2 separate regions of the Homo sapiens genome follow, and region 1 is linked to region 2. A link is an interaction called in ENCODE POLR2A ChIA-PET data of the cell type or tissue named here. Cell type or tissue: GM12878. All regions are shown on one strand. Region 1 overlaps MYBL2 (MYB proto-oncogene like 2). Region 2 overlaps TOX2 (TOX high mobility group box family member 2).

The links. Peaks named below come from ENCODE experiments on the same cell type or tissue, not always from the same donor. Only the 100,000 strongest peaks of a DNase experiment are listed, where the experiment ranks them.
Region 1: POLR2A ChIA-PET joins it to region 2 with 6 read pairs; 2 of 35 experiments call an interaction of 5 or more read pairs at or near these places.

Annotation. Positions count from the first base shown.
Region 1 is chr20:43,680,987-43,683,486 of GRCh38, reverse strand. MYBL2 (MYB proto-oncogene like 2) reads right to left here. Exons shown (of 14, transcript NM_002466.4): 3 at 1,632-1,703; 4 at 601-693. Among named protein-coding and RNA genes, the nearest start is that of MYBL2, 15 kb to the right of the region's middle. In GM12878, a CTCF peak has its summit at 1,948 (motif pointing left); DNase peaks (open chromatin) are centred at 1,286, 1,986 and 2,347; H3K4me3 peaks cover 1,871 bases; H3K27ac peaks cover 2,500 bases.
Region 2 is chr20:43,935,881-43,938,380 of GRCh38, reverse strand. All of the region lies in intron 1 of TOX2 (TOX high mobility group box family member 2), which reads right to left. Among named protein-coding and RNA genes, the nearest start is that of TOX2, 22 kb to the right of the region's middle. RefSeq lists enhancers at 1,296-1,796, 1,797-2,297. In GM12878, no CTCF peak of the experiment used is centred here; no DNase peak of the experiment used is centred here.

The DNA.
Region 1 (2,500 bases), 250 kb after region 2:
TGGGCTGGTATCGAGGAGAAGAGATGAGGGAACTCCCAAGGTAGCCCCAGGCAGTCATGGCACTTATTGCCTCTTCTAGGTTGGGGACATCCCCAACCTCTCTGAGCCTTGCTCTCTCCATCTATAAAATGGGACTAACAACTTCTGCCCACCTCACAGGACTGCTGTGGCGATCAAAAGAAGGCATCTGTGCCCTGTGAAGGTCACAGGGTGCAATCATCATTAAATCAGGGATAGCAGCAGCTGCCATTTGCTGAGAGCAAATGTACAGAACCTGCAAGCCCCCTACAAGCATCACCTGCTTAATTCTCATGACAACGCTGCACTGCTACTGCTCCCCTCCATGGGTGGAACAAGAGAAGCCGAGTAATCAGCCCAATAGCCCTCAGACCATGAGTGAGGAAGCCTGGAGACACTCTGAAACTTGGAATCTCAGGGCTGGAGCCAGGGCAGCATAAGAGTGTCCAGACTGGCTGGTAGACAACTCACACCCAATGCTCAGCTTGACACCCCCAACCCCAACACAAGGCAATCTCACAGTCCCCAGGTACACTGGTGGGTGAAGACCCACTGTGTGCAAGGCACTGTCCCAGCAGTTACTTTTTGGTCTTCCTCTTTGGTCCATGGCCCCTTGACAAGGTCTGGATTCAAAACTCTCAGCCACCTGTACTGGCATTGCTGGTCAGTGCGGTTCTGGGAAAAGAACAGAAGAACAAACCAATCTGTGAGAACTTCTGGGACCTCGGGCTGGGGGCCTGGTTAAGTACTAGGCTCAGGGGCCTATGGCCTGGGACTAGGCACACCTTGGGTAGGTGTGTCCTGTTCCATGCAGCCACCACTCACTGCAAGCCCACATGCCGGAACATGGGCGGTTTCCCTTTGCTACACGAGAGGGCAAACTCGGTCCCCTGTGGGAAGCCGCTCCCTACCAACCGAACACAAGGGGCCACCATCACAAGTCTTTAATTCCTTGTACGTCAGGGACCCCTGCTTTTTTCTAGGAGAGCATTTTTATTCCCTGAAGAGTTCAGATTACACAGAAGAGGGGGAGATGAGGAAATGGGGCAGGAAAGGATCTGGTGACATGCTTTCTGAGCAGCCCAGGCAGTAAGACATATGGCAGCTCCTGCCACACCCCCTCCCTCCCAGACACCTGTGGGTCAGGGGTGGGAGGGCCTGAGAAGGAGGTCCTGAGGGGAACCCCCTCACCATCAGGAGGCTCTAAATACTCGAATGTGGTAGCACCTGCCAGCCCTGCAGGGGCCTCACCATGAAGCCTGCTGAAAGCATCACTTCCCCTCAGTTTCAGTCTCACTGTTGAGAAACCGAACACCTGTTCACTCCTGACTTACAGGAAGAAATGCAAATATGCACCACATGCTGCAAATGTCTCAGAGCCTGAAGACCACCAGGCATGCTGAGGAGCTGGAAGATGTTTACAGCAGTGTACCCTGAATGCCAGCTTGGGAAGAGAGATCCTACAAAGGTCCATTTGCCCTGTTTTATTTGGTTTTGTTTTCAGGGGCTGAGTAAGGAACTCCCTTTTCCCCTCCTTGGCAAAGTCTGTCCCAGGCACACTGTTCTCCCAGAGCCCTTGCCCCGAGGGAGGGCCACAGCAGGACTGTACTCACAGGGAAGTGGCTGGCCAGGAACTTCCAGTCCTGCTGTCCAAACTGCCTCACCAGGGCCCTCAGCTGCTCGTCCTGCCAACACCAGAAAGACAGGGGCTCAGCACACATACGTGCAGAAAACCTCAGGGCTGCCCGTGACAGAGCCCAATCTAAAAGAACAGCCTCGTTCATCCATTCCGTCATGAAGTGAATACGTACAAGGTGCCAGGCACTACAGCTGCAGCAGCAGGCAGCAAAAGAGCTGCCCCTGATCTCATGGGAGGGAGCCAGCTGCCAATGGAAGGCTCACAGGAACAAAAGTAAAGCCACCCCCTGCTGGGAGATATGGAGAGGTACGTGGTGACTGCCTACTCAGGGACACTAAGGGACAGGTTCCAAGGAAATGCAGAATAGCTAAAATGGAGGAAGCAAAACAGATCCAAGATGATTTTGGAGGGAACCATAGGGGCCAGACCATTCGCAGCATCAGTTCAACCATCTATCATGCAAAACCACTGATGTGTTTGAAGAGTGGGTGGTCACAGTCAAACGTTCTATGAAGAGAACTTTGTAAAGTTCTCTTTGCCTGCTACAGGGTGGGAAAGGGGCTGGAAGGGAGCCGAGCGGACATAAGGAGGTCATTACTGAACTCAGGCCAGAGCTGACAGTGATTCAGCACTAGAAGCTGGAGGTCTGGGCAAAAACAAGAGTAGTTAGAAGACAGGCTAGTATCTATCAAAATAGCCTCCCGAAATGAACTACCAATTCACGCGATAACATGAATCTCAGTGTCACTATGATGTGTGAAAGAAGCCAGACACAGGAGGGTACATGCCGTATGATTCCATGCACATGAAGTTCTAGAAAATGTAAACTAAGCTATAGGGACA
Region 2 (2,500 bases):
ACCCAAGGTCAGGACTGAACTTCTCAGTCCTACCTCAGGCAGGAGGGGAGGACTAAGGGGTCCCGGTGGGTCATCCCACAGCGGGTGGAGTTGTGAGTGGGGCCCGCATCTGTGCCAGGCCCTTCTCCTGGCCATCACTGGGACAGGCTGCCAGTCCACATGACATATCCCGGTTGCCATGGTTTCTATTTATTCTGGGGAAGAAAGTTCCACTGACATGGGTCCTGGTAAGAGGAGAGTTTGCTTCACTCCACCGTGCAGTCACTGGGGTGCCCGCATTGTCCACAAGCATTAGACTGAAGGTGCTGAGGTTAACAGCCCTCAAAGCTTCCTCTTCACTTGACCCAGGGAGGATGGGAGCTGGCCCTATTTCCAGGTGAGAAAACGGAGGCTCAGGACTGGGCAGCTACTTGCACGGTTTCATGGAGACATTGGCAAGAAGCTGGAACCCACACTCCAGACTCCTCCCATTTTTCCAATCTGTGCTGGTTCATTTATGATCATGATTCTGGCACCCAGTGATGCTAGGCCTTTTCCAAAACCACAGCCCCTGATCTGCCTTCAGAGAAGCTGTTGAAGGCTCCAGGGACATCAAAGGCTGCTTATGGGACTGGGCAGGCAGATCCGCATGGGGACTCGATGCTGCGGTCGCCCCCAGGATGGCCCTCCCAGCCCTGCACATGGACGTAGAGGCTGGCTTAGGGTTGGAGACCTGGGGTGTGGCTGGGGAGGGTCCCCAAGTCATTCCTCTGTGCACCCTCCCTACGGGCCTCCCCAGCATCTGATCACCTCATTCTCAGTCCATGGTTCAAAGACCACCAGCCAGCAGGACTGAGTCCAAAACCCCTCACTTCCCTCACACACCAGTCCCTCCCAAATCCTCTGCAACTGACCCCTTCCTTGCTTCCTCCTCCCCCTTCCTCAAACTGAACTCTGTGCCCACAACACCCTTCCCAATGCTCAAATCCCTCCTGGGTCTCCTCTCCCAGCCCACAAAACCCAGGAGCTGCCCGTGGGAAGGTTATCAGCCACCTCCCTCCTGAGACTGCATCGCACGGAAATGCTCAGGGGACCTTTGCGAACCAGAAGTTCCTTTCCCAGCCCAAGGTTGCCGACACTTAAAAGAAACTGGCACTTTCTTGGAGTGGTCAAGTGTGCCAGGCCCCTCCTTCCACAGGACCTTCGCGCGTGCTCTTCCCTGCCTGGAATGCTTCCCCCGTGCCCATCATCTAGCAACTCCTAGTCTTCCCACAGTCCCCCCAGAGCTCTCTGTTGCCTGGTCTCCCGGCCCTGTGTGGCTCTCCTTCATCACACCTGTTCTGCTTTAGTTATGTTTCATCATGTGATTATTCACTGGCTAGACTAGAGGCCACATGCCCACAGCACAAGGCCTGTCTTGTTCCCTGCCACAGTGCCTGGCACACAGCAGGGACTCGATGAATGTCTGCTGTCTGAAGAGTGGGGGCAGCTGTGTAGATTACAAAGATGACCACTAATCCTAATCATAGCCTCCTGTCCTGCATGCATGCCCTTGGCACCGTGAGGCTGCCACTCCTCTCATCATCTCTCTCTTTATGCTTTGAATATGGGCTTGGCCATATGCTTGTATTTGACAAATGGGACAACAACAAAGGTGACACAAGCAGAGGCTTGAAAAGCACCAGGACACTGGGGTTTGCTCTCTCTTGATGCACCAGGGAGCCTGGGAGCCCCAGGTGCACATGCCCGAGCTAGCCTGCTGGAGGACAGGAGGTCATGTGGGGAGCTGAGCCAACAACCAGCCAGCCCCCAGCCAGCAGCATGCAAACTGCCAGCTGCACGAGGGAGGCTGTCCTAGATCACCCAGCTCCCAGGCCACTGGCCAACTGACCATGATGCAGGGAGGGAGAGCCTGTAGAGACAACCAGCCTAGCCAGGAAGCCTTGCAGCCAACCCATGGAATCATGAGCTTAATGAAATGGTTATTGTTTTAAGCCATTAATTCTGGTGGCTTACTGTGAAGCAATACACAACCAATACAGGAGCTAATATAAGAGCATTTGCGCTGATAATACTCACAGCCAAAGAACATGTGTCTGGTCTACTCAACATCAAGTTGAAAACAACAAAGCCTCTTGGGGGCTGGGAAGCAGCTGGGATCAGGAAAGTTCAGACCCTGAGTTTGAGCCTGCTGGCCTATGACATTGCCTTGAGCTGGGACAAGGTGGGCACTCACCTCTGTGGGTAGGTCTGCCTGTCTCTACCAGTGGGAATGACAAGACGCCATGCCAAGGCTTCTCAGGTTGATGGTCTGAGTCTCAATGAGGAACACATGAAAGGGTCTCCAAAAGGAAGCTAAAGACCCCTGTGCATGCAAGAATATGTGGTGCAGAATAAAGACCATGACTTCAGAGCTAGACGGATTCAGGTTCACGATCCACTCTGCTTCTTTTTTTTTTTTTTTTTTTTTTTTTGGGATGGAGTTTCACTCTTGTTGCCCAGGCTGGAGTGCAATGGCATG